Regions from separate parts of the Mus musculus genome. Here all the other regions are linked to region 2. A link is a loop called in an ENCODE intact Hi-C map of the cell type or tissue named here. Cell type or tissue: heart. All regions are shown on one strand.

Region 1 (4,000 bases), 70 kb after region 2:
GTTCATCTTTTTTTTTTTAAGCCGGAAAGCTAATGAGAGGATACTGGGCTTTTAATACATTCAAACGTTGTCCACCCGTCTTCCTACGGCTTATCTTTCAAAGGACTCCAGCCAGTGTGTTAACTATACACAAAAACCATAGCCAGCTAAGAACACTCCTTCCAGTTCCCTTTCTAAAAGCCAGTAGAGGGGGGCCCTGGCTCCAAGGCTACTGAATCTCTTCCAGGTCTCCTGAATTTTTCCTTGCAGATAGAATAAGGGTATGGCCTCAGTCTCTCCTTTATCTGCTTTCCCTACACACACACACACACACACACACACACACACACACACACATACACACACAACCACTTTTTGCTTGAATCTTGAAATTCCAACATGCCTCTAGTTAACATACATCCAGACCCCAGTTTTGCTCTAGATGGGGACCTGTATGGATAGAGACACATGCTGATGGCAGCAGCTCAGCTTCTAAAACCTCCGTGCTCTGATCTGGCCTGGTTCTTAGATGCTCCACACTCAACTGCTTTCCTAATACTAAAAATCCCCGTGGACAATGGAGGGTAGCTTCGAGGAGGTTCATCAGAGGGGAAGCACTTGAAAAATCTGTGAGATCACCCCCAACAAATGTCATTGTTTAGAAGAAAGGCCCTTGAACCCGTTCTAGAAGGTTCGTCTCTGTTGTCGTAGTTACAGTTTGTGGAAATGTATTCATATTAACAAGCTTGTCTGGTTTTATATGCCCTCTCCCCCCAATCCCCGCCTCCCCATTGCTCACTTTCTTGCCAGTCAGCAAGGTGGGCAGTGCCACCCACAGAAATGCAAATGACATGTGAGGAATTATTTTCTCCTTCATGGAAGCTGAGGTCAGAGGTGAGAAGACCTTACTATGGCTTTTTTTTTTAAACATCATTTTCGTTAGACAGAGAGAGACAGACAGAGAGACAGAGAGAGAGAGACGAGAGACAGACAGAGAGAGACAGACAGACAGACAGACAGAGAGAATGCAAACTTGAGTGCAGGCACATTTTAGGAGGTAAGAGTCAAACCTCAGTTATCCACCCTTGCCTTCCATCTTGTTTGAGATGGGGTCTTTTGTCCTTTCTTGTTTAGTACCTCAGGTAGCTGGTCCTTGCGCGTCTGGGGAGTTCTATCTCTGAACACTGAAATTATGGCCACACAGTAGTTGGCTTACATGGATTCTGGTGATTCTAGTTCAACCCCTCAGGCTTGTGGAGCAAGTGCTTAGCCACTGTGCCTGTTCCCCTCGTCCTCAGGATGACTGTCACTTAAGGCTGCCCCGTACGGAGGGGGAGCCATTAATCCATGGAGTTCACAAATTTAGGATGCCATGGTATAAAGCATCCATAATTCCGCTGGGGTCCTGAAGGCAGAACTCCACATGGGTGATCTTGTAGCACCCTATCCTATAGTCTGTGGGCACAGGGCTTCCTGCATGCCTGGGGCTCACCTCCGCTGCAGTGAGGCCTGGGGAGGAGAGTCACAGATCTGATGTTCATGTCCAATGTTGTGGTTATAGACTGAGATCTGTTTTGGCCCACAGACTTAAGCATTAGAATCCCTTCCCATCCCCCTACACAGATTTGTATTTAAAAGGAGAGATCTTTGGAATTAAAGTCAGGAAAACTGTTGCTCGTCTAGTCTCCACAGACCCCCTCCCTGTAGAGTATTTCCTTCAGTTCTTAAGACAAATCACAAGTTTCCCGTGTCCTGAATAAGCGCCAGCCTCAACCCACAGCATCTGCCTGCCTGTCCACTAAGGAATGCACACACAGATGCTGCAGCCAATCCTGTAACCTTGACTCTTGGACAGCCAAGCTCATCCTCACTCTCTTCTGGGAGGACCCGGAGCCTTAAGCAAGAGGGCAGTCTACGTGACTAAAACATACCAACTTCCTCTTTCATAAGTCGTCACATGGTGAGCTACAATTACAATTCCTGCCTTGTCTGTGCGAATTGCAGACGCATTGCCTCACCCTAGAAACCCCGCTCCTGTGTGTGGAGGAGGCAGGCTGTAACTCCAGCAGCAGCCGCTTTGGACAGGATCCAGCTCCAGTCTGCAGCGGGAGGGAGGGTAGTGGGTGGAAGACAGAAACAAAGCTATGTTTACTTAGCATACATCGATTAAAAAAAAAAAAAAAAAAAAAAAAAACCGGCTCCGGAGTTACATGAAAGGCCAGGCATCATGAAAGGCTGTTGATACAGTATAAGGGTTTGCTGCCCTGGATCCAGGACCTACCTTAACCCCCTGGAGCCGGGTTGCTTTTTATGAAGGACAGCCCAGATCTAAAATAGCCTTTCCATTTTCCAGCAGGCAGGCATCTGGAGGGGGTGGAGGGAGGCTCCCCCCCCCCGCCCCCCCTGCGCACAGCTCTAACAGCTCAGTTTCAACATGAAGCCAGTGTGAAATACAAAGGAAATGCCGGTCTTTTGGAGAAGCTCCACTTCGCATTTCTCAAGGCAGACATTGTATGTACCTCGGCAATTCTATTTTGGGTTGTAGTGGCGGCTTTCCCTGGAGAGGGCATTGTGGGCTGCTGGCAGGTGGACCGAGTACAATCAGGCCAGGCTTTCAAGGGAGGTTCTGCTTTGTTTTAATGTTTCTGTGTCTGCCTAGTGGGCCATCTCTCAGGGCACTGAGATGACTCTGCAGTCAGGGCAGCTTCATCTCCTCCACTCAGGTTCTGCACGGTCAAAATCACGTGCTCAGATGAGTGACACAGGGTCTTGGAAGAGAGTGACCAGACTGACAGGTCCTGGAGCAGGTGCCCAAACCAGCTGGCACCAGCTGCTTCTGGGAATGGATCCGGGTAGGCCCCATTCCAGGCTTGGAGAGGGTGAGGCAGGCTTGTGACTGGAAGGGGAGCTGGGGAGGCCCTTGACACAGATGTACCTTCTCTGGAAAGCCCCGAGAGAGACGTTCAAGGTTAGCCTGTGGACGCCCTTGGCATCTGGCGCTAAGCTTTCTGTGCCACCTCCAACAGGTTTATTCTTGTGCTCTAAACAGCTCTCTGGGCTGCTTCTCTGTGGGGCGTGTTTCCTCTTGTGGCTATTCTTTGAAGCAACCTGGCATTTTTCAATAGCAGCCACCGGAGAAAAAAAGGTCAGCAGATTTTTCCCCCCTCCCTTTCCACCTTCCAATCCAGTTGTAGGAAAGCTAATGTACTTAGTACCCTGCTCTTCCCACACTTAACCAGCCCATTCCAATCTTGGGGAGAGAGGTGGACCTGCGTTGTTCACCACAAAAGCAAAAGCGGCTCTTACTCAGAGTAGTAGGTCTCAAATCAGAGCCTGACTGACCGACCACTGACAGCACACACCAGTCCCTGCTCCCTACCAAAGTGTACAATTCGGTGTTCCGTCCACTCTGGGCAGCCCTCACTGCCCAGCGTGGAAGGGAACAACGAAGCGATGCTGCCAGGCGCGTCTGTGCCCACTGGGCTAAGCCGGATGGTACAACAGACAGCCAAGTCCACCCGCCAGCGCACGCCCTAGGCGCAAAGGGGACAGCGCGCGCCCAGAGTTGGCCACTCGAAGTTCGGCCCCGCGGAGGCGGTGGGGCAGGGCCTACTAGCCAGAGACCGGGGGCGGGTCCTGAGCCGTGACGCGGTGCGCTGCAGAGCCCAGATCCCTGGAATGTGCACTAGCTCGGCGCGGCCCCAGGGCCCGCGGCGCTGGGCACGTCTTATGTGGAGTTTGCGCAGTGGCAGCGTCCCTTGCCCACGTCACGCGCTCGCTGCACAGACCTACATAAGACGCTGGGCGGCGGCGCCTGAGGAGCCTCGGGCCTGTGCGTCCTCCTTTCAGTGCACGCGCAAAAGAGGCCGGGCCTGCCTGAGCACTAAGTTTTTGTAAAACTTAAAGGGGCAGCGGCAGTGTGTAGTTGCTTCCTCGACCAAAACAGGGCAGAGTGTTGATAGCGTGCGCGCGCCCAGCTGAAGCCAAGTGAGACGCTAACAAGGAAAAGTCCAAAGTGCGC
Region 2 (4,000 bases):
TCTGCCCCAGTTGAAACAAAGTGTATTTCATTCAGATTTCCACATTCCACTACCCTCCCTGTGGTGGCAGACTCTGCCATGCTCTGGGGACCAAGCCTGTCAGGTCCCCTTGGCATAGGGACTGATGCACAGAGTGTGTCTCCTAGCTTGGCCTCCTGTGGCCTTGGCCCTTAGAAAGAATGACAGTCAGTAGGCATGCAGGCTAGGGAAAGATAGCGATGAAAATAGGGTAACAACCCCCCCCCTCCAGTAGTGGAGGGGGGTGGCCATGGTACGTGCTGTGCTCATAATACTCCCAGAGGAGCCTATCACCACCTCTTCCCTACCGGACCCCTATTTGGCTGAACACAGCGAACAACCCATTTTGGCTTGGCATGCCTCCTAAGAAGTACAGACTAGGCCTGGAATAAAAGCAGCATGGAACAGGCCCAGGGACTTCTGGGATACTTTCCTGCTTGCCAACTTTTCCCTCCTGACCTTGGGCCATGTCCCTCCTGGCAGCTCTACTTCGCTCCCTGCCAAGATGCAGCTGGAGAGAGACTATGGAGGCCGTTCTCAGTGCCACAGGGCCCCGCCGAGGGTGGCAGCCACTGTGTTTTTACAGAGAGGTTTGCAGGGTTACACCAAACACTTCGACCCCTTCTTAAGTCACCCTTCCTAAGTCACCAGCGGTGGGGCCAGGAGTCAGCCTGGCAGAACTTTCTAGATTCCGAAGAGGCCTTTCTGGGAACTTTGCTAAAACCCCGAGGGTCTGAAAGCCTGGCATCCAGATCTCTACTTCTAAGCAACCTCTGCCTTAGAAACCCACGGCCAACCATGTGCCTGGAGGCTTGCCTCTGGTCGAGACCTGTCATCTCCCAGGAGATGTTCCACTTTCTAAGCAGGTGAAAAATGCTCCTAATTAAAAACATTGCAATGTACTCTTTCTTCAGAGTCCCTCCTGGCTGCCGTTCCATGTGGGAACAAGAACACACTGGCCCTTGCAGGCCCTCGGTCCTGACAAAGGCTACTCAGCTCCGGCGTACCCTGAACTACCAGGGTTGGAGGTCTGATCTCCACTAGGTTGAGTCACAGCACTAAGCACAACCCTCCCAGTGTTGGCAGGGGAAGCCATGGTGCTAAGTTTGCGTTGGTGTCCAGAGGGTACGCAGACCCCTCCTCCTGCCCTCCTGTCTCCTCTTTCATGCTCCATGGGCCTGGCTCCCTGCAGCTTTCTCAGAACCACAGACACAGGGCCAGTGGAAAGCATGACAGTCTTCCCCATTTGGTGTTACGCACTCCACCATGCCTCAGGAAGAGATGGAGAACAGAGAAACAAGGTCTGGAAGTCAGCCCCACTCCCTCCCACAAGGTGCACAGGGAGGCCTGTCTGTCTCTAGTGACAGCAGCAGCAGCAGCCGGCCACCTCTCACAGCGAGGTGTCTTCCCCCTTCCTGCAGGCCCCACTGGGTAGGTTAACTGCCTTTTCTCTCTGCTCCCGGCTGCACATCTGGATAAAGGCGTGCCTCTACTTTGGTGTGTGTGTGTGTGTGTGTGTGTGTGTGTGTGTGTGTGTGTTTAACTTTCCTTCTCACTGCCATAGTAACCGCTGCATGTTTGGCAAAGGGACGGAGGAGGGAAAAAAAGCTAAGCCCTGGGAGGAAAAAGCTCTGAGCACAGGGCTGGCAGCCCGCCAGGGTAGTCACGCTGCCGCTGAGCTGAAATGAGGCCTCTGGCTGGCAGCCAAGTGACAGAGAACAAAGCTGTCAGTTCCTAATGTTGGCGGCAAAGCTTGCTTGGCACCCTTATATGGTTTCCCATAACTCCCTGCCTTGGCCACCGTCCATTCCCTTCAGGGCAGCAAACGGGGATTAGCACTGCTTCAAGTTGTTTTTCTCCCCTTCGCTCCAACTGCTCCGGTGACATCACCCTCTGCATTCAAGTGCCAGCAGGGTGGCTTCTTTCTGTCCCGCCCCTCCACCCCAGTCCTCCATGGCTCTCTCTCCCTTTCCCTCTTCCTCTCTCTCTCTCCCCCTACACACACACACACACACACACACACACACACACACACACACACTTCCTGTAGCCTCCCTCTTCCCTCCCTCCCTTTTTTTCCTTTAAATGTAGTGTTTTAGGTCATTCCTCTTGTCCGGGGCTTTTTTTTTTTTCCTACTAAATTAAAAACACCCAGGCACTTGTGCATTTAGCTGAATCAAGCCAGACGCTGTATTTTATTTTTATAACTGAATTCCTGTGAGATAAAAATCTCATTTTCCTTAGTAGGCTGTAATCAGCCCTTGCAGAGATGTTCCAACTGCCCCATCTCAAAGCTTCCTTAAGCAGCTCCACAGAGAGATGAACTTGGCTCTTTTTCAGGTTTAAAGGGGCCCCAAGGCCGGTCAAAGGCTGTTTGCGACACACTCACACACGCAGACTCATGAATGCTTCCCTTGTCGTGGAAATGTTACCGAGACCGCCGGACACACAGTCAGTACACACTGACTGCTGGACACACAGTAGTACACACCGTGTCCCTCCCCTTTCCAGAAGGAGAATAGGTGAGCGAGTAAAGCAGCTTCCGAAAAGACTGGTTTCAACTAGCAAGTGCCAGGCAGTGTTATGCAACTCACGGCTAGGTTCGTGAAAGAAATGGAGGTTTGCCGACTGCACAAATGGTCCCCCCCCCTTCTCCCCGCCCCGCTCTGATTCATGAACTAGTTTTCTGATTCATGAATCACTCGGGAGCCAGCAGGAGAAAAAATGAATCCTATTGATCTCATTTCAGTTGAAATGGGCTCAGCAGGCCCATTGCTGGCCGAGGATGGCTGGCCAGGGCCAGACATTCACTCCCAGCCTCCTCCTCCGTCTGTAAGCAGGTGCCTCCTATAGCACTATTAAAGAGATAGAACATAATCTTCCGCTACAATGGTCGTCAGTGGAAAGCCACTGTCCTGGTTGTTCCCTTGTTGGGAAATCTGTCAATGTCTATTGTTGGTCTTAATTTATTTCTTTTGAGATGGGAGAGGGGCACGTGGTTTGTAGCCCAGGCTAGCCCGATCCATTTGGCACCTCTTTCGAGCATCATCTTATTTTAATGTCTTTTCTGAATTCCGGTGAAGTTTATTGTTACTCTTGTGCTGGGGATGCTACAGGGCTTTGTGCACTCTCGGAAGCATTCCATCACAGAGCTATAGCCTCGGCAGACTCCTTACTTTTTATTTGGAGATAAAGTCTCATTGGGCTGTCTAGACAGGCTTTCACCTCATTCTGTTTCCCAGGCAGGCTTTGAAAACGTGCAATTCTGCCTCTGCGTAGCTGGGATAACAAGCCTGGAGACTTCTGAAGTAGAAAGTCCTGTTCTGAACCAGTAAACAAATGGCTTTCCACCCCCTCCCTACAGCCTCTTCAGCTAGGAAGGATTCTAGGTAATGCTCTGTCTTATGTAAGGGCAAGTTGGCCATGGCTGACTGTTCAACTCTATGAATGGGGGGGGGGGGGGCTGGGGGAGGATGGCAAGGGAGAGAGACTGAGATTGGATAAAGTCTGTCTTTCCTTCCAAAAAGAAATGAAGGCTTTGTCCTTGGTAGTCCAAGAAGCAGAAATTGAGCCTGAGGCCAAAGGCAGATGGAAAGACGCCCTCCCCACCTCCTTCCTCCATCCGTGAGCTACCACTTGGTGCATGCCTTGTGAAGTACCTCTTCGTCCAGCTGGTAGTATTCTGACCAGCACTTTCTTTGGCTAGTTGGTAGCACCCTGACCAGCACCTTTGTTGGCTAGTCTCCACACCTACCCTTACTCCATCCAGTCTCTGGGAAATTAAGACAGCTGGCTGGGTTAGGCACACTGGTACTCACCTGTGATACTAATCCTTAGGAGACTGAGACAGAAGGCTCGCTGTGGTTTTGACAGCAATGGACTATGTAGTGATGTAGTGAGTTCAAACCCAGCCTGAGGTACATGAGGAGCCCCTGATCCAAAAATAAATACCTATTACACACATACATTAGGTGAAATACCT
Region 3 (4,000 bases), 170 kb before region 2:
AAAGGAGCCCCACTGTGTGAAGCACCTCTGCAGTGACCCCAAAACAGTTAGGTAGGTCTCCTGTGAGGAAGAAGTCCCCGTGAGGATACAGTGAAGAAGTGAGAGCCTTTAGCAGGCTGTTCCCAGCCAAGATGCCTACTCCCTTGCTGTCAGTCCAGCCCTTAGTGTGTGCCCCCGGGACTCAGAGCTCTCAAGCAGTACTGGAAGGTTACATGCAGGTGGCCACCATTTCTTTCCATCCTAACTTCCTTCTGTGCCTTCATTTTCCAGGTGAGGAAGAGAGAAGAAGAGTGAGGAAGCTGGCTTTAACTCCCTGTGTCAGAGTTCAGCCTCCTACAGGCCTCTTGGAACGTTTGCATTGTAGGTAAGCAGAAGGGTAGTCACCCCCTCTCAACAATAGCCAATGGGTGTCATGACAGGAGAGGCAGGACTCCGGTACACAGGACCACATAAAGGCCCACTGTTCCCATGGAAGGCACACGGATTTGCCTTTGGTTAGACACACCCACTTCCATCCACCCCCGGGTATGGGGTTAGAATGTTCTTCATTGTTAACTCACACACTGTTATTTCCCAAACCTGCCCAGCCCCTCCCAAAAGCTTTGAGTCCTGTTTACCATCTTTGTTTTCTAAAACAATTCATTCTCTTTGTTCAGCTGCCCATCCATCCATCTACGCATGTTAAATATATCTTTGCGGTGAGTTGGACTCCGTCTCTTACTGAATGGCTTTATCTGCTCATGGCAATTTCATACAGTCTCTGGTTCCCCAGACTGAGGGTGCATGCACACACATTTCATTATCTTCCCCCTCTAATTTTGGAATAGATTCCAAAATTTCTCTTCTTTCTGTGTATGTGTTTTCCCCCATGACCTCATGCCTGTAAGACTGTTTGGGACACTGGCTTACAAAATGCTCCCTGTTCTGAAGCCTCCTGATACCCTTGCTTTCTAGAGCAGAGGATGGTGGGGCCAGCAGGATATTCACGCTTGCTCTCTGCTTTTACACCCAACCCCATCTGGGGCCTCATTGGTGCCTATTAGGACAAAGCCTTGGGGTCAAGGTCTTATCCCATAAAAACTATTTATTTATTTTTAATTCATTGAAGTATTTTTTTAGTATATAAAATAATGGATTTCACATGATGACATTTTCATCCATATACTTTGTATTTGTTTCCTTATTATCCTCCCCCATCCTTCCTCCACTACTCACTCATTGTCCCCCTCTCCCTTTCCTCTAAGACTTGCCGCTTTTATGCCATTTATATATGTGAATATAGCTAAATCTAGTTCCATACATGAGAGAAGACATATGACATTTTATCTTTCTTCCCTCATTCCCCTCCCTCACCCCTCTCCCACTCCCTTCCCTTTCCTGACTTCCCTCCCCATCTCCTCTCCCCCACCTCCTCTCCCCCCACCTCCTTTAAGTTCTCCTTTCCCATATAGACCCAGTTCTACCTTCATATTATATATGATTCTTTCTTCAAAGAGTCACATCATATTCATATATATAATGCATATACAAACCAAATGCATATACAAACCAGCTGCAAAAAAAGCTGCCTGAGGGAAACAAAAAACAAAAACCCCAGAAAACTAGAGTCCTTTTACTCCAGAAACAAGTAGACTTTTTGAGACTAGCCACCCAGAAAGCAACCCCCTCTAATACCCACAGCATGCTCTGTGGAAGCAGTCATGCATGTGTGTCCATGTGAGTGCATGTGTAATCGTGCATGTGCATATGTGCATGAACCTGTGTATGCACACATGCATTATGTATGTGTGTGGGTATATGCAGGTGCAATTTAAATAAAAACAGCAGCATTTCTGGTCTGGATCTAGAGTGCTTGGCCAGCCTTGCAATGCTATTTTCACTAGCTCCGTTCTGACAAGGGGGCAGCTGCTACTGTTTGATGTGTGGAGAACACATCTCCTGGGAAGAGACAGGGGGAGCCAGGACACCAGGCTGAGTGGCCTCAGAGCAGGGCGCATGCTCGTCAAGATTCTATTTCAGGATTGTCTGAGACCAGTGTGTGTTCTTGCCACAGAGGAATGCTCCCTTGGAGGGGATGGCTAACCTGGCCAGGCAAGGCAGGAATGCACAGCCTGTGGTGGTGACGCCTCCTCCCAGCAATGTGTCCTGCTTCCTGCTTTGAGTCACATGAACATTTTTATTTTTTGTCTGCCTCCCACTACAGCCTGCATTCTGCCCTGCAGTGTTGTCAGGGTGGGGTGGGGGGTGGGGGTGGGGGGATCTTCTGCGTCTGGAAGCTGTGTTGTAAAACTCAGAGCTGTTTTCAGCATGACTCTGTGACGTGTAAAGATGTTGGGAGGAGGGAGGGACACAGGAAGGGAAAGGAGAGAGGAAGGAGGGCAAAAGGAGAAAGGGAGAGAAGCATCTCACTGACGTCAAAGGAGACCGCATTCTACAGGGTAACATTACTGGTACCTCCACCATCCACCCCTTCTAATTTACTAGAAACTGAACAGCCTGTTCGGAGACCCAGAGCGCTGCTTGCTGCTCTCCCCTCCTCCAACGCCTCCCTGCCTCATGTTCTCCTTTGACCAAAAGAGCCATTAATTGTTGGGAGTTTGAAAGCTACCTGATTCCTTGGTACAGAGGGGATTTCCACGAGTCATAATTCAGTCCCTGCTTGTGAGGACACTGTAGCTGAAGTAAATTGATCCAGCTGATGACAAAGGGCCCCTGGGGACAGAGAGGTCAGCTCTGCAGCTGGGGCAGCTGCTGGGGTTGTCACATGACTGGCTGTGCTTGCTCAGGCTTGCCCCCAGTGCCCTCATGATCTTCCTGCACACACACACACACACACTCACACACCCCATCCCCCAGTCCCTGCATCCCTTGCAATCTCTTCTTTGCCTCTCTAGAAGGCCAGGATTTGCAGCCTGTCTGGCTTCCTGAGGTGAAGGTGATTTTCCAGGAAGTTGCCAGCCTCCTTCTCCACTTGAAATGTGGGATTACTACTGGCAAGATGGCTCAGTCGGTAATGTACTGGCCACACAAGCACGAAGACCTGAGTTCAATCCTCCAGAACTCACATAAAAAACTGTTTGGTGACATGTGCTTGCAAGCCCAGTGCTAGGAAAGTAGAAACAGCTCTCTGGGTCTTGCTGGCCAGTCAACCTAGTAGCTTAATAGGTGAGCGCAGAGCCAGTGAGAGACCCTGTCTCAGAACACAGGATGGATGGCTCCCAAAGAATGATAGCCAAGGTTGATCTTTGACCTCCCCATGCACTGACACACATATGTCAGTGTGACATACACAGGTACATGTACAAATTCAAAACAGAGTGGCTCCCTCCTGGTAGTCCTCTTTGCTGCCCTGACAGGTTCTATGGTGTTTTGCTGAAACCTCTCTCCATTCTGCTATCTGGACATGCAGGACCTGTTCACGAATACGGTCTGGCAACACTAACTTGTAACCTGGAGTTCCAGAAACAGCCGATTCCACTACCCAGATGGTAGAGTTCAAGCCGCTGGCTAGCCAAGGCTGCACAAGTTAATTTTTATCCCAGTAAAAAATAATAAACACCGCATTAGCAACTACATGTTTATCAATTTGCAGTTCATTTCCAGCCAGACCATCTCCCTCCTGTGTGTTTTTACTGCTGGCTGATGATCCGGAGTACGTTTTGTGAAACCATATGTGGCTATTTAAGCCCTGGCCTCCGTTGCATTTATGCGATGTTTTCCACCTTAATTGTATGACGCTATTTGGCTCCTAGTGCTATGGCGTTCGACTAGCGCATCCAAAATGCTAAAGAAACTGCAGTAAAGCCACAGGACTTGCTAGGGGGTCACCTGGCAGCTCAGAGACCTGTGCTGCTGCAGTAAGGATTTTATATTTCCGCTTTTATAAGAAGTCCCAGCAAGCACGTGTTAAATCATCCTCTCTGGGTAGGAATGTGTCTGTTGTGTTTCTTCTCGTTTTATGGTAGGCTGATATCAGAGGAGGTGCTGAGGACAGTTCTCA
Region 4 (4,000 bases), 150 kb after region 2:
ACACACACGCATACACACGCACACACACACACGCACGCATACACACACACACACACACACGCACGCATACACACACACACACACACACACACACACATACACACACAGAGAACAAACAAAGAATGGGTTAACCTAGGAGTGGTGGCATATACCTGCAATCCAACACCTGGGAGGTTGAGGTAGAAAGGATGGTGTGAGTTTAAGGCCTGAATTACGCAGAAAGACCCTGTCTCAAAAAACAAAACAAAACAAACAAACAAACAAAAACCCACATAAGTAAGCAAACAAATAAATAAAGGAAAGAAGAAAAGGAAATGGGTGGGTAGAGGAGAGGGGTGGAGGAGGGAAAACAGAGCAGAGTGGGAGGGGTGTGCTGTAAACCTGGGCATGATCAATACTGTGCCTTCAAGGACTGGTATCCGGTCAGCTCTGGTCCTTCCCTTGTATTTTTAGCCTGGCTCTTTTGTCTCCATTACTGTTCGCCCCTCCCTCTCTTGCTGATTTAATTACCTGCCTCTAAAGGCCAGGGAACCAATTATATATCAGCTTCTGGCCTTTAAAGACAGCACAGGTTCCTCTGTCCTGGGATAACCTAGTAAGCTTTAAAAGCTAGTCTTTGTTTGTTTGTTTGTTTCTTGGCTTTCTGTCCCTTTACACCCTGCGGAAGACAACGCATCAACATCTGACCCGAGTCTGGGGGGAATGTTTCCAATTAACAATTCTCCTTTATTGATTGTAAACAAACAAACAAACCCGGAAATCGGCAGTCTCTAAGAAAAATGTTTTAGAATAGTGATCTTTTAGCGCAGGTTTCAGAGGCCTCAGCCCATTTAGTCAATAATGAAAAGGATCATTATCTTTGCATTCACAACTAATGTCCTCTGCTTTCTCCTGTCATTATTTGGCTCAGCTGGGAACAGTCTCCTTCTTATTCCCTAATAGGCTAAACAGTATTGAGAGCTGATATTTGTGAAATAGTGATGCCTTTTGTGGGTGACAGGCTTGCCTCTGGTCTGTGTTGAGGTAGAATTTAGGCTGACATGAGATTCCTTTCTTTTCCTTTGTAAACGTTATATATATATAGGCTGGAGAGATGGCTCAGCGGTTTAGAGCACTGACTGCTCATCCTTCCAGAGGTCCTGAGTTCAATTCCCAGCAACCACATGGTGTCTCACAAACATCTGTAATGGGATTTGATACCCTCTTCTGGTGTGTCTGAAGAGAGTGATGGTGTACTCACATACATAAAATAAATAATTCTTTTTTAAAAAATGTATATGTGTATAGAAGTTTTGTTTGCATGTATGTCTGTGTGCCGTATTCATGCCTGGTGCCCACAGAGGTCAGAAGAGGGGCGCAATACTCTGAGACTGGAATATGGATGATTGCAAACTACCATGTGGGTGCTGGGACTCGAACTCTGATCCTCCAGAAGTGTAGCCCGTCCTTGTAACCCGTGGACCCATCTCTCCAGCCTTGTACCCCCTTTAAAATACAATACACATCAGGATCTAAAGAAGAAAACATATGTTTATCCTTTTACTCTGGTCTCCAAAAGAAGCTTGCTGTTGACTGCGGCTGCGTGTTCTGCTGGCACTATCTAAGCAAGCTAACCTAGATAGGAACTGGAGTTACATCAGCCGTCAGGCAGGGAGTCTGGCAGCACGCCAGTCTGTGAAAACCAAACGCATTTGCGTCACCGTTCCCTTGGTGATGTTTCTGGGAGCCTTGTCAGCTCTCCCATGAGGCTGCTTCCTTAATGTCAACAGACGTTCCTAAATCTTTAGTGCTGAATAGCTCTTTTCCATTTCTAGAAGCACTTCGATGACCAAACAGCTAACGGGTGGCATGGCTGCCATCTTTAAAGCTCATTTCTTTCATGAATTAGGTGTTTGTAGCAGTGCGGGTGGGCGCTCTGGGAAGGCTTAGATTCCCGCTGCTCTGTGATGTGGGATCTATTTTGGAGGAATCGGGTCAGCAGCTTCAGTCCAGAGCTGCATTCCTGCGTTCATCTTCCTCCGGAAAATCCCTTATCCCACTCCCAGCTCTCCCAAAACCAATTACATCGTCACAGTGTCAAGTGTTGGGAGAAGCGGTTGCTCCAAAGACCCCCAGAATCAGCCCCAACTAAGAGCGGCTTTCTGATCTCCCTCAGCACATCTGTCCGCTGTTCATCGTGAGCCATAAATAAGAAAGGACGTCAGCCTCCCCTCCCGTGAGATTTCTTGTTTTCGGTGTGATGTCTTTTTATTGATCTCTGCTGCTAGTCAGGCGTGTTTTCTTTGGAGAAGCAATGGAGGGAACCACGCCCCCTAATCCCTACCTCATGGGGCACTAAAAGAGCCCTGTTCTCAAGCTAGCTGAGTCCTTTGCCCTACAGGAACCTCCAGGTCATTAGACAGTCGCTACCCAATTAATCACAGTCTTTAGACGTCTTAATGTGGAGAGCAGGTCTTTCTTTTGTGGTGATTAGGGGAGGGTTTTTTGAAAGCTTTATTATTATTATTAAAATTTTTATGTTTGGGGGCATTTTGCCTGCGAGCATGTCTGTATTCAGTGTGCTTGTTCAGTGCCCTTGCAGGTCAGAAGAGAGCATTGAGTCACTAGAAGTGGAGTTACAGATGTTAGTGAGCTATCATGTGGGTGCTGGGAGCTAAACCTGGGTCCTATGTAAGAGCAGCCAGTGCTTTTAAGGTCTCCACGCTCCCTGCCTTTCTTTCTCTTTTTCCTTCTCTCTCTCTCTCTCTCTCTCTCTCTCTCTCTCTCTCTCTCTCTCTTTCTTCCTTTCTTCCATTCTTTCTCTTTTTTCTTTCTCTTTTTCTTTTCTCTTTTTCTTCCTTTCTCTTCTTCTCTTTCTTTCTCTTCCTTTCTCTCTTTCTCTATCCCTTTCTCTTTCTTTCTTTCTTTCTTTCTTTCTTTCTTTCATTTTCTTTCTTCCTTTTTCTCTCTCTCTTTCTCTCTCTTTCTTTCTCTTTTCTCTCTTTCTCTTTTGCTTTTTCTCTTTCTTTCTTCCTCTACCTTTCTTTCTTCCTTTCTCCCTCTCTTTCTTTCTTTCTTTTTTGTCTTTCTCGCTTTCATTTTCTTTCTTCCTTTCTCTCTCTTTTTCTTTCTCTTTCTCTTTTGCTTTTTCTCTCTTTCTCTCTTCCTCTACCTTTCTTTCTTCCTTCCTTTCTTTATTTCTTTCTTTTTCTGTCTTTCTTTCTTTTTCTTTCTTCCTTTCTCTTTCTTTCTTTCTTTCTTTCTCTCTTTCTCTCTTTCTCTTTTCTCTTTCTCTTTTGCTTTTTTCTCTCTTTTTCTCTTCCTCTACCTTTCTTTCTTCCTTTCTCCCTCCCTCTCTTTCTTCCTTTCTTCCTTTCTCCCTCTCTCTCTCTCTCTCTTTCTTTCTTTCTTTCTTTCTTTCTTTCTTTCTTTCTTTCTTTCTTTCACACAAGGTCTTATGCATCCTGGACTGACCTCAAACTCACCACCTAGGCCAAAAAGGAACCTTAAGCTCCTTATCCTCTGACCTCCAACTCCTGAATGCTCAGATTATGGGCCTGTGCCACCCACCATCATGAGGATTGAACCCAGAGCTTTGTGAATGCTTGGTCAGCACTCTGCCAACTGAGCTACCTCCCCAGCTCTGTGAACTTCTTTGAAACATCATGAGTTCTGTGAGTGACTAAGACAAGGGATTGCAGAAGGAGTCGCTGTCCTTTCAGTGAGCCTGGCAATGGAGGCAGGCTGTGAGTCTTCTGTCTCTGGAGGTTTTGTGACTGTGGACCTGCCTCTGGGCAAGGGGCTCCAGAAAGTGCTTATTTTTTTTCCCCTTTCAGATGCTGAAGTTATCTTAGCTTCAGTTCAATCTGTCTCCTATGATGCCCGTTGTACCATTCATGGGAGCTCTGCAGCTAACACACCAGAGATGGTATCTTGTCTCTGTGAGGCTGAGAGATTGAAAACAGAGAGGCTAAGAAATAGAAGGAGCTCAGAGCTGTGTGTGCTTCTTGAGTTATTTTCA
Region 5 (4,000 bases), 140 kb before region 2:
CAGACTTACTCACTGCCCAAGCCTGCAGACCAGACCTAATGGGAGATGAGTGGTCAGCGGTGGTCTTGCCTGAGAGAGATATTAGTGTAGTTCTCCTGATAACCTTCTTGGTTCTTGAGAGATGATTTTTAATAAAGGAGAAAGACTGGTCCCTCTCCCATTTCTTTCTGTCTTTCCATGTGATTTTCCCTTGATGTCATCTTCTGTGATCTGGCATGCTCAGGGAGCCTTTTCCAGAGCTGACACTATGCTCTTGAACAACATTGTGTGAAATAAACATTTTTTTTTTAAATAAAGTACCCTGGCATCGGTATTTTTGTTATAACAATAGAAAATCGACTCATACAAAGGTAGACTAGAAAATTGAATAAGGCCTGGTAAGCCACCTTAGGTTGGTAAATGGTACAGGTATGGCAGAAAAACAAAGAACACACTAAAGGAGTCCTTCCTGCCTTGGAGATTGACTGCAACAAAGTTACAGAACCAGTCTCTGGACAGAGGAATGCCTTCCAACGGGGAAAGGGTTTTGTGGACAGGGACTAGGGGCAGATCTCAGCAGTGACCTTCCCCAGCTTCATTTTCTCTCTCATGGACACTGTATTTCTGGTGTCCAACCACCACACACTTTTGGGGACCATTGATCCCAAGGGCAAAAGGAGTTGGAGGATGGCATGGCTCTCAGCACATGGCGTTCTGGCCTCTGTGCGTTGCCTGGGGGAAGACAGAGATGTAGTAACAGCTCTCTCTGGTGATCTCAGCTCTGGGGACACAGGTCAAATTTGGAAACCATTCTGCAAACACACATAGGCCCCAGTGAATGTCTTTTTTCTAGGACAGAGGTTGTAATACATGCGTACTGTTTTGATGAAGTTTATCGTCAGAGGCTTGACAAGTGGGTGTAGGGATAACAGAGCCAAAAAAAAAAAAAAAAGGAAAGAAAGAAAGGAAGAAGGAAAGGAAGGAAGGAAGGAAGGAAGAAAGGAAGGAAGGAAGGAAGGAAGGAAGGAAGGAAGGAAGGAAGGAAGAAAATCAGGATAGTTTCTCATTTGGGGACAGAAAGCTAAGCTAATAAAGGTCCCAAGCTAAAGGGGAATGACTAGAGGGGACAATGTGGGACCATTTTGGAGAAAGTGCAGCTCCATTTGCTCAAATACGTTTTACTGAGGAAGCCACCAGCCACAACAGTGTGAGCGGCCATCATTACAGAGTTGCTCCCCAGACTTCCCCTCGTCTACTCACCCATGTTTGCCAAGTACCAACCTCGGGCTGTTATTGGCATCCCACCACAGTCCTGTGAACACTACATCTGGTGCAGGTTTGTATGTACCCAGACCACTTTGCCTATGACCTAAACAAAAGTGTCTCTAGCTGCTCATCACCATCTCCTAAAGGTAATGGAAGGATGGCTCCTCATTCTCTCCCTGCCTTGGACCATGGCCTCTGAGAGGGTACTGGTTCCTTTGTCCCTGAGAAATGAGTAGTCCAGCCAATGCCTTTTATGACCTGCAACTTGGTCCCTATACTCTGGCTTCTATGGATCTGACAGGGAATGGTCAGCTGTAAGGATTTAAAAGAAAAAAGCTCTGGAGCTGTATGTGTGCATGCTCTAGGGGGCATGTGAGTGCCAATTGGGGTTCTGGCCAGGTCTCTTGAGAACTGTGGGTGCCACACACACATGGTTTGGTTGAAGGACAGAGGACAGAAGGGGCGGGGTGTTTGGGGGAAGAACAAAACGTTCATCCCGTTTAGCTTCCAGGAACATGAGGGTCAATGTGTAAAAGATGAAAGTCATCCCTTGCCAGCGAACCTCACCGATTGCACAACTTCCTACAACCCAGCTTTGGAGCTGGCCCTTGAAGAGAATGTCCCAACCTAGTGGCAATGGATTCAGGAACTTGGGGAGATGATGACATTCGTTCAGAGGTTGTGGTCCTCTGAGCCAGGTCACTTCTCCTGGCTCTGCTGCCTGTCACAGCCTAATAATAGCCATGGGACACTTTGGAACTTTAGAGTGACTGTGTTTAGCCCTCACGTTGGTGTGGACTGTCATGACATGGAGGACAAATGACGAGGATCAGCCAGGCTGCTCCCTGTGAGCACCTGCCAGCTACTGCATGTACAGTCAACAGGGCTTTTGACTTAATCTTCACTGCAGCCTGAAGAGATAATGATTTGGTTAGATCTTGGCCAGAGGGAAAGTTGCTCTCTCTCTCTCTCTCTCTCTCTCTCTCTCTCTCTCTCTCTCTCTCTCTCTCTCTCTCTCTGTGTGTGTGTGTGTGTGTGTATTAGTGAAGTTTAATGGTGTAGCAGAGTCTGCTATAATCCTTGATTTGTGTTATCTTAGATTATTTCAGCATCCACAGGACGGGGAATAAGGCTGAATGTAGACCTCAGGGACCCATCTTGGCCTCTGTGGGTGCAGAGGTGACATATATGTGTACCTTAATAGCAGAGGGGAGTCACTAATCTGCCACAGATACATCTTGTCTCTAGAGGTTAAAGGGGACAGTTTCAGAATACCCACTATGACTCCTGCCTTGTCTCTTTGCTCTTCCAAGGTCATCCTGCCTTGGGTTGATGGTGTTAACTAGGCCCCAACATGTAAAGGGGCTCACACAAATCCATGGGTGAATGTCTCCTAAATGAGCTGCTCAGGGGACTATTTCTGAATACACTGAGGAATGGGGAGGGGGTCAGCGGTATCTCCCGGGATGACAGTAGCTCTGAACACACTGGAGAGGACCCTGGCTCTTTGTGAGCTGTGTGTGCATGGTCAGTCATAGAAAGTAGGGTGAAGGCTGAGCAGCAAATATGGAGAGGACCAAGAATTCATCATGCAGTAGGATGGGGGAACCTGGGTCTGTCCCTAGTGTAAGGAGACAAAAGAAAGGTTTCTCCCAGACAAGAGCAGTGGGAATCAAGTAGCAGACAGAGAAGGCACCCAGTAGGAAAGGCCCCAGAGCTCACTTGGCCATGATGTCATGGTAGAGAGCTGCCAGCCTGCAGATGAGGCACTTGCCACCTGTCAACCGGGTGATTGATGCCTGCCTGAAAGGGTGAGGGCATGGGTGACAGAACTCGCCCTTTGCCTTTTCACATGAGGTCCTAGGGTAAATATGTCTTGGGACAGGTAGAATGTGAGGAAAGAGACACTGAGCTGTTAAGTCACAGGTGTGGGCCTCGGGTCACAGAAAAGCAGGGAGCCTGATGGTCTGGCAGGCCTGAAGGCTACTGGAAACAGAGGGTGGGAACCGGGGTAGCCAGGGAGGAAATGCCCTCGTCTCACAGGTTTCTTGAGAAGGAAAGTCTGGGCTGTTCTGAAGGGGAACTTAGAGACCAGGGACCGGATGTGAGCAGGGGACCAGGAGGAGGGAGGAACAATGGCCATTCTTCCACCACAAGCTGAACTTCCCCGAAACAGGAAGGGCCTGCCAGGAGGGGAGGGTCAGGCTGAGGGACAGGAAGGAAGGGGCCTGAGGGAAAGCCAAAGGCCTGTGTACTGTGTTTGGAATTCACAGGCCCCTGTCTGCAGGTCCCCAAAACAGTCAGCAAACTCAGTTCACACTGTAGGGTGTGACTTTCCCAGGCTCTGCTGCCTTCCCCTCTCCCTCTCAGGGCCTCCTCAGGACCCTGATGTGAGGCCTTGCAGGGCTTCTCAGGGCCTGGTTCTTGCATGCTGAATGAGTGTTTGTTTTTCAGGTCCCTGACACCTACGGTCTTCACACATGGGGAGGAGGAGTTTCCAGAAAAAAAACAAAGGAAGGTGGCCAAAGTAACCAAGGCACACAGCCTCCTCCTCTTTCGAAAAGACGCCTATCTCCAAAACAATCTCGGCCGCCCATTAAACAACACTTGTTCGGGACAGAGGAAGGGCAGCATGCAGGATCGCTGGGCTTTCCAAAGAAAACACTCCCGGTTGTCCGGCAGGCAACAATGAACAAAAACCTGAATGGCATTCACACAAGAGGGTGGGGAGCCTGGGCCAGGCCCTCAGGGTCCT
Region 6 (4,000 bases), 140 kb after region 2:
TTTCAGCTGACCCTGCCCCCTCCCCTACTTTCAGTCTTTCACTTCACACACACAGCAAGCAGAGCAGTCCCAGGGGAAGCTCCATCTCCACTCCCTGGGGACCCTTCTCTTAGGTGTCCTTAAACAGCTGTCACACTGCCCCAGTTGTTGTTCAAGGAACATCCCCAGAGTTTCATTGAGGCAGACTTGAAATTGACCCCACCATGGTGATCTGCTCACTCGAAGCTCCCCTGGGAAAAGGGTGCCAAATCTGTACATGGGTAGATTCTGGCATCTACACTGCCTGACAGCTCACCACCTGTTGGTTTCTACTGAGAACATACGTTTGGACTTGTAGGAACTTCAGAGGTTCCTCCAAACCAGCTTCTCTGGAGGTGCTCTCGACTGTCTTCCGGGCAGAGCAGCTCCACAGCCTGCAGCGTTGTCTGTCAGTGTGATATTTAAAGGAGAGTCCCACACTGGGCCTGCCGGGCTGAGAGAGGGGATCGCTCATCACTTGAACCTGAATGTGGAACTCAATGCCAGCTTTGTAAGGTAACTTTTGCTGGTGTAGTTCCTAGTTACTCATAAGGAGTGGGAAGAAATTATACTACTTTTGAAAATTAGGAAACTGGACGAGAGAAGGTATCCAGGACACATTTGTAAAGGAAGGGTCCAAGCCAAGAGGATACAAGGATACCTCAACACTTGCCCTCTGTGGGCAGCCAGCCAGCTCCCCTAGGGGACAATGTTTCTGGAGTATGGCAATGCTGGGAACGGAGTCCAGGGCCTTCCTTGCACAGGTTAGGTGAGGGCCCTCCCTACCACTAAGCTGCACTCCCAACCTTTGACCCACATTTTAAAGGAGCCATGTTTATTTCTCTGGCTGCCATTAAACTTGAGCCATGAACTCGCTGAGGCACAAGGGAACCCAAGCAGGCATAGGGAGGGCAGAGGCACTGAGCAAGCCTCATCAGATCAGAGTGAGTTCACACCCCTCCGCACAGACACAGGAGGCTTCACGTTTCTCATCTGCTCCCCAGTCAGCTTTGAAGAAAGATGTATTTTTAAACACAAGCCTTCGAGAGAAAAACGCTCTCTGCATGTCCCCATAGCCTACTAACGGGGCAAGCGTTGGCAGCCGGTTCCATCTGACTATTCTGAGGGTTGTGTTCTCAATTGCCTTTCTATTCTTGTCCCCAGCCTATGGTGGAACCACCATCCTCAGAGACAATGGTGTGTTGATGAAAGAGGTCTCCTGGGTTCTCATTTGTTCTGTCTGAGGACTCACTCTGTGCAGCTTCAGGCCTGGGGGCTGCCCTCACTTAGCCGTTAGTGGTGGGTTATTTTGGTTTTGGGTTTTGTTGTTGTTGTTGTTGTTGCATTCTTTTCTGTAGTGCTCCCTGCACTTAATGCTCCCTGCGTGCTAGATAAACTTTTACTCCTGACATTTCTAGCCTCTTTTGACTTTTTATTTTGAGACAACTCAACTTATCTTGCTAAGTTGTCCTGGCTGGCCTGCAACTTTTTCTGTAGAACTTGTATGTTTTAAGTGTGTTCACGTGTATGAGGGTGTACAGTATGTATGTATGTATGTACACGTGTACGTGTGCACATGCATACTGAGGCCAGAGGACAACTTCAGATGTTTTCCTGGAGCTATCCGCCTTGTTTTTTTGAGGCAGAGTTTCTCATTGGCTTGAAACTATCAAGTAGGTGAGGCTGTCTAGACAACAAGCCCCAGGAATCCTCCTATCTCAGGGTTCCTAATGCTCAGATAACATGCATGTACCACCATGGCTGGCTTCCCCAACCCCCCCTCCCTCACACTGGCTCAGTATGGTTATTGAACTCAGACCCTCATGCCTGCATTGCAAGCATTCCCCTGTCAGAGCATCTGAGCCATCTCTCTAGCCCAGGCCTTGAACTTCTGATCCACTAGGCCTGACTTGCTTATACGTGTGTGTGTGTGTGTGTGTGTGTGTGTGTGTGTGTGTGTGTAGCCTTGGCTGTCCTAGAATTCACTCTGTAGAACAGGCTGGCCTTGAACTCACAGCGATCCACCTGCCTCTGACTCCTGAGTTCTGGGATCAAAGGCGCATGCCACCACCGCCTGGCAGCTTACACCTTTTCCACACTGACTCCTTGTCAGCTGCCAGAAAGCCAGTCTCTACCTCTTTGCTCAAGGCTGAAAAGGGCTGGACTTGTGAGAGCTCCGGGTCACTTTCACTGCCTTTCAGGGACCAGCATCAAACACTTCCCTCTTTATGAAGGGACGCCTCCCTGCTGGAGACCATGCCCCTCCTTATGGTCAGGGCTCATTTCCTTAGCCAGAGAAGATAAGGACCTGCCAAGTCCTCTCTGAGCCTGCTCTGCAGCTCAGTCAGGATGTCCTGTTGAGTTGCGATGGTGTGTCCTTGAGAATTAGATTATTGTTGTTTTGAGGCAGCCATCTCGACCCGACTCATGGCTGAGGGAGCCGCCCTCGCCCTCGTCTGGCTTCACTGAGGAGTTCTGCTGCTGCCGGGTCTATTTGAGTTATGTAACATAAACAGCTCCAAGGAGATGGGCTTCCCGGCTTTTGTTTTTCCTCTTGTCTCCACAGAGCATTGCCTGGGTGGTGTTGCTGGCCGTCTCTGCTCTGTTCTGAGAACAAAACAGCCCTGCCTTGACCTTCTCTGGGGCCTTTCCTCTCCACTGCCCATGCAGGGGCAAAGAAACCGAAGGACACCAAAGCTATCTGTGATCTCTTCAAGAGTTTGTCCAGACCTGAGATGGTGGGTGGATATCAGCCCTTTCTGTAGCCTCTTGTGAGAAGTAATTACATACTCAAACACACAGGCGAGCATACATGTACCCGCGCACGTATACACACACCCACATACGTACGTACGTACCCACGCACGCACAGCGTGCATGCGCAAGCATTCACACAGTTTTTCTTTTCTTTTCTTTTCCTTTCTTTTCTTTTCTTTTCTTTCCTTTTCTTTTCTTTTCTTTTCTAATTGAAAGGATGGTGGTAGACCTCAGCTCCATGAAAATGCACCCCTGTTGCCCCATTCAACCCAACAGTGCTCAAGCCTTATATAGCTGGGTAGACCAGCGCCTGGCTTAGCCCTGATGGCTTCCAACTGGGTAGACATGCGTCTTGGCACTCCTGAGGCCTAACCTGAGGCTCAGCAGCATCGGGTGAAAAACCGTCCCAGGACATCCTCTTTTGCGCCTCTGTTTACGTGGCTGTCTTAAGGCAGAAGAGCTATTTTCAGGAGCGTCATTAACTTCAGAGTCTCTTACTGTAAGATCCCATCTCTGCTCATCAGCTTGGCTTTATCCCATTTCTCTCTGGAATCGTCCCTAGCATCCCATGCGCTATCTATTTGGGTCACCCACCAACCTGGGGGTAAAGAGAGTGTTTCTTTTCATCTGTCAGAGTTGTGAGGTTGAAGAGAAGACTGGAAAGACAGGCACTCAGAACTTTGGGGATATCTGGTCCTAGGGCACTGGATGGTGGTGGGTAGGGTTCAAAAGGAAGGGTCCTGAAACCAGCAAAGGGATTTCCCCCTGAAGACTAGCAATAAAAGGAGACACATGAAACTGAAGGTTTTGTGTGAAGAAAGACCTTAAAATGTCCACACTGAAGGCAGGTCCAGTAGTGTAGACTATCATCCCAGAAATTCTGGCGCTTGAAGTAAGAGGCTCAAAGTTCAAGCAGCCTTGGACCACAGAGTGAATCCAAAGCCAATCTAGGCAACTTAGTCAGCTCCCATCTCAAAGGGTAAAATTAAATTGATAATAATTTTTAAAAGAGGGTTGGGGATACTGAGCAGATGGAGCTCTGGGTTACAACCCCAGAGAGAAAGGATGGGGAGGAGGGAGAAAGGAAGGGGAGGAGGAACTACCATGCTGGACAATTGAATCCCAGCTGTGGCCTCTGATGAGGCTCCAAGTATCCAGTCTCCTGGCAGCTCTAGGATACTCTGTAATTTGCCAAGTCCCAAGCTGCCCTCCTGCCTCCTTTTCT
Region 7 (4,000 bases), 170 kb after region 2:
TTCTTCATGTGAGAGCCCAGGTGTGGATCTGGGAGATGACTTAGCTGGTAAAGTGCTTGCCCTGCAACCATGAGGACTTGAGTTTAATGCCCAGAATCCACACTAAAGAGAAAAACAAAACAAACACATACACAAAAAAACCTAGAAGTGTTGGCTTACACTTGTAGTTCTAGTACTTGGGACTTGGACTTTGGTGATTTCAATATGCTTGCCCCAGGGAGTGGCACTATTAGGAAGTGTGGCCTTGTTGGAGGAAGTATGTCACTGTGGGGGTAGGCTTGGAGACCCTCATTCTAGATGCCTGGAAGCTAGTCTCCTGTCTGCCTTTGGATGAAGACTTAGAACTCTCAGCTCCTCCTGCAACATGCTTGCATGAATGCTGCCAATGCTTCTTGCCTTGATGATAATGGGCTAAACCTCTGAACCTGTAAGCCAGCCCCAATGAAACGCTGTCCTTACAAGAGTTGCCTTGGTCATGGTGTCTGTTCACAGCAGTAAAACCCTAACTAAGACAAGGACTCAGGTAGATAGATCCCTTGGCCTCACTGGCCAGTCAGTCTAGTCTGCTTGGTGAGGTCAGATCAAAGAGTCTCAAAAAAATAATACAGATAGTATGAAGAAAGGACACCTGGGATTGCCTTCTGGCCTTTCACACACATGTATACACATACAAGCAACACATACACACAGGCACCCATAGGCATATGTGCACACATACACTCACACAAAAGGTTCAAAGCCAACTGCCAAGCATTGCCCCGAGTATGGAGCATGAAACTGCTTATATAACATATGGGAGAGAGAGAGAGCCTGGTGCGGGGCAGGTGCCAAGGTAAATATCCGATCCAGCTGCTCTCTATCCACTCCAGTTTCTGATGGGTCAAAAGCACAGCCGGTAATAAACACAATGTTGCCTCTGTCTTCGCTTCCTTTCACTCCTGGGGTCCTGCTTCAGACAGAAGGAAGCAACAGCAAATATCAGAGAACCCTATTGAAAGTGTCACTCATCCATTGAAACGTCCTTTCTATTCAAGAATGTGATGATTAATTATTCATTGCTTTTGGAGTTGAAAGCAAGGACAGGGCTCTCTGCCTAAAAGCCAGAGCTTGACAACAGTAGATTTTCAACGGCCAGATTTTGGTCATGGACTGGTTCCTATGGGATGGACCCCAAGTCTCAGATGTGCAGGGCCGAGAGGCATGCAAACTTCAAATGGAGCGATTGCTCCGTGCCCTCCGTGCCTGCGATGGATCTCTGGGAGTTAATTCCCTGCATGGGTGGCCCGAGTCCTTTGGCCTCCAGCCCCATGGCTCATTCCGCCACTCTGGGCAAGCAGTAACCGCCCACCCCAGTGCAAGTCTTTCTTTCACGGCTCATGGCATGAACAACTCATTAATTCTCCAGGGCCGAGGTTGGGGATTACGTCAGTCTTACACCCCACTGTAAGTGGTCTAAATGCCAGGGTAGCCGTGTTTGCAGGGCTGCATTCGTGCCAGGGGTGCAGATCTATCAATACATAGTTCTGAAATATGCTTCTCTTCCATCGGGTGTGCTTCTCCTGGGCAGCAGATTTCAAAATGGAAGCTCAGTGCCTAGCCAGAACGCAGGCTCGGGAGCGCCTGGAGGACTCTTCGGGCCTCTTCAGGGTAGGTGAGATCTTGCTTGCTATGTCCCCAGGAGGAACAGGAGGCAGAGCTAAGCCAGGCGGTGTGGAGTTTCACACATGTCCCCAAAGACGAGCTTCCTGTGGTGTAGACACGGGACTGCTGCGGGAGGAGGGGGAGTGTCGGGCAAAGGAGGCACAGTGACACATTTCCTGAGGCCCTGGGCTGTGAGCCTGCACAGCGGGGACAGAGTGCCATCTGGTGGTCACTGGCTAGCATTGCAGGTACCATCCGGGCCTTTTTCTCATTAATGGAGAACTCAGAGGGAACTCATTTGGGCTTTTTAAAGATCTGTTTCAAAACACCAACGGAAGACAAGGAGGTCAGATGTGCCCGCTCCTACTCATCATTATACCTCCGGATACTCACTGCCTCACATCCTTCTTGAACCAGACAACGACTTCAATGGCTTCAAGGCCAGTTTTGTTTAGTTTTTAGAGACAGGGTCTCAAACTTGCTATGTGTTCAAGAAAGACCTTGAGGTTTTGGTTCTCCTGTTTCCACCTCCTGAGTGCTTGAATTATAGAGGCACATCATCACACCATCGTGCTGGGGATCAAACCCAGGACTTCACGGCTGATAGGTAAGCATTCCAGCAACTCAGCTGCACCCCAGCCCCAGGGCCAGCACTTGACACGAGCTTACAGCTCTGAGAAGTCTGCCTTGCCTTACACCCTCCCAGACCATGTTCTCCCTGTCACGACTCCACTAACACTTGAGCACAGGAGTCCCTGTCTCACCCCTGCCTGAAACATATGTACATTCTTCTCTAGTCTGCTGAACCCCACACTTTTCAAACTCCACCTGTGGACATGTTGACACCCTCAGAACACCAGCCTCATGGGTGTTCATGCTGATAGACCAGATCACAGACCATATCAAGAGCCTCTGATACCTGGAGGAGGCCTGACATGTGACCAAGTAGCTGTGAAGATGGCTCTGGCTTCGGTAGTCGTGTCCCACACGATGAGTGATTCAGTTAACATTTTCTTTGTTCTGGGGCTAGAAGTCTGAGGTTAAGGCCTTCTTAGAGTTGGTGTCTTTGGAGGCCTCCCAAGGGCACGGTACAACCGTTATCTCTCCGTGTCCTCAGTGGTCTTTACTCTATGACTGCCTGTACCCTAATCTACTTCTTATAAGGACATCAATCATGTTGAAATAGGACGTATCCTCCTGACTGCTTTTTATCTTAGTCATCTCTTTGAAGGCCTTGTCCCCAAATGCATCCATCTTCTGAGGAAATGATCTTCTGGGGATTAAGACTTGAGCATTGTGTTGCCTCTGCCCCTGGTTACCCAGTAGACTCGATGGGGGGATCCTATTGCTGAAGACATCACACACATAGGCTACTGGAAATAGAGAAATCAAGTTAGTAGGGACCAGGAAGCTTCAACCCTGTGGCCAGCTCTCAGTACTGAAAGGCAGTCAGGGCTAACATGTCACCAATTATCTTTTCAAGCTGAGAGCCCTGTGAATAGCAGTAATTGTTATGCTATTGTTTCCAGTTGGACTTGGGGCCAACTCCACAGGAGGAGACAGATGTCTGGTACCACAAATCTGTCCATGTGCTGTGGTCAGGGAGCCCCAAAGATCCCAGAGAGAACATACTGCTTATTATTATACTAAATAATCAAATTGCCCTTTAAGATTTATTTACTTACTTTGTATGTGTACATCGTCGCTGTCTTTAGACACACCAGAAGAGGGCATCGGATCCCATTACAGATGGTTGTGAACCACCATGCAGTTGGTGGGAATTGAACTCAGGACTTTCAGAAGGGTAGTGGGTGCTCTTAACCGCTGAGCCATCTCCCCAGCCCTCAAATTGCCCTTTAAATTTATAACTGTATACCATGGATTGGTGTAGTTCCCAGCCCCCATCAGAAAAGTGCCTTTGTGCAGTAGATGGCGGTTAACACAGAAACTCACAACCAATCAGAGGTCAGAGAGTAAATGTTGGAGGGCTCAACAAATGAAGCATCTATATAATTCTCCCTGCCCAAGGCTTGGCAACCGTCGTGGAAGAGAGATGAAAAGACTATAACACCCAGAGATCGGGAAGGGGCCAAGGGAAATGTCTTCCGGACACGACTGGACTGCGGCACCCCTGAACGCATGGCCATTGTGGTTACCTGCGCAAGATCAAGTTGTCTATATTGTAGAATGGAAGGGGCGTGGTGTGGAAGGGGAGGGGCGTGGAAGGGGAGGGACGTGGAAGGGAAGGGGAGGGGCATGAACGGGGTAGGGCTTAGGAACTACTGACAGTTGATATCTTCTAGGAGAGGAATTATCAGTTTTTGTTAAGTGTACAGCCCCTGGTTGGTTAATCATGCTC

What was found. Peaks named below come from ENCODE experiments on the same cell type or tissue, not always from the same donor. Only the 100,000 strongest peaks of a DNase experiment are listed, where the experiment ranks them.
Region 1: it touches region 2 in a loop (9-fold over the local background); 19 of 42 quality-filtered maps call a loop at or near these places.
Region 3: it touches region 2 in a loop (10-fold over the local background); 15 of 42 quality-filtered maps call a loop at or near these places.
Region 4: it touches region 2 in a loop (5-fold over the local background); 10 of 42 quality-filtered maps call a loop at or near these places.
Region 5: it touches region 2 in a loop (10-fold over the local background); 5 of 42 quality-filtered maps call a loop at or near these places.
Region 6: a loop joins it to region 2, with 6 times the contacts of the local background. A loop is called at or near these places in 10 of 42 quality-filtered maps.
Region 7: it touches region 2 in a loop (8-fold over the local background); 13 of 42 quality-filtered maps call a loop at or near these places.

Annotation. Positions count from the first base shown.
Region 1 is chr8:126,594,365-126,598,364 of GRCm38, reverse strand. Gm31546 (a long non-coding RNA gene) reads left to right here and starts at 2,197. Exons shown (of 2, transcript XR_388210.1): 1 at 2,197-2,490; 2 at 2,703-4,000. In heart, a CTCF peak has its summit at 3,788; DNase peaks (open chromatin) are centred at 1,444, 2,044, 2,834 and 3,694; H3K4me3 peaks cover 2,713 bases; H3K27ac peaks cover 4,000 bases.
Region 2 is chr8:126,664,367-126,668,366 of GRCm38, reverse strand. No RefSeq gene overlaps it. Among named protein-coding and RNA genes, the nearest start is that of Gm31603, 63 kb to the left of the region's middle. RefSeq lists an enhancer at 611-2,946. In heart, no CTCF peak of the experiment used is centred here; DNase peaks (open chromatin) are centred at 386, 1,746 and 2,516; H3K4me3 peaks cover 1,433 bases; H3K27ac peaks cover 3,937 bases.
Region 3 is chr8:126,837,910-126,841,909 of GRCm38, reverse strand. Gm31718 (a long non-coding RNA gene) reads left to right here. Exons shown (of 8, transcript XR_879375.3): 3 at 271-364; 4 at 657-698. Among named protein-coding and RNA genes, the nearest start is that of A630001O12Rik, 9.1 kb to the left of the region's middle. In heart, a CTCF peak has its summit at 1,950; DNase peaks (open chromatin) are centred at 2,049 and 2,759; H3K4me3 peaks cover 1,205 bases; H3K27ac peaks cover 3,358 bases.
Region 4 is chr8:126,515,042-126,519,041 of GRCm38, reverse strand. No RefSeq gene overlaps it. Among named protein-coding and RNA genes, the nearest start is that of Gm51605, 16 kb to the right of the region's middle. In heart, no CTCF peak of the experiment used is centred here; DNase peaks (open chromatin) are centred at 1,681 and 2,281; H3K4me3 peaks cover 896 bases; H3K27ac peaks cover 2,511 bases.
Region 5 is chr8:126,805,413-126,809,412 of GRCm38, reverse strand. It overlaps Gm31718 (a long non-coding RNA gene), which reads left to right. Exons shown (of 8, transcript XR_879375.3): 8 at 3,700-4,000. Among named protein-coding and RNA genes, the nearest start is that of A630001O12Rik, 42 kb to the left of the region's middle. In heart, a CTCF peak has its summit at 1,614; DNase peaks (open chromatin) are centred at 1,842, 2,622, 3,422 and 3,832; H3K27ac peaks cover 2,523 bases.
Region 6 is chr8:126,525,703-126,529,702 of GRCm38, reverse strand. No RefSeq gene overlaps it. Among named protein-coding and RNA genes, the nearest start is that of Gm51605, 27 kb to the right of the region's middle. In heart, a CTCF peak has its summit at 2,433; DNase peaks (open chromatin) are centred at 822, 1,022, 2,422 and 3,932; H3K27ac peaks cover 2,369 bases.
Region 7 is chr8:126,495,536-126,499,535 of GRCm38, reverse strand. It overlaps Gm51605 (a long non-coding RNA gene), which reads left to right. Exons shown (of 2, transcript XR_003947621.1): 1 at 1-2,248; 2 at 3,670-4,000. Among named protein-coding and RNA genes, the nearest start is that of Gm51605, 3.2 kb to the left of the region's middle. In heart, no CTCF peak of the experiment used is centred here; DNase peaks (open chromatin) are centred at 825, 1,415, 1,775 and 2,405; H3K4me3 peaks cover 847 bases; H3K27ac peaks cover 1,840 bases.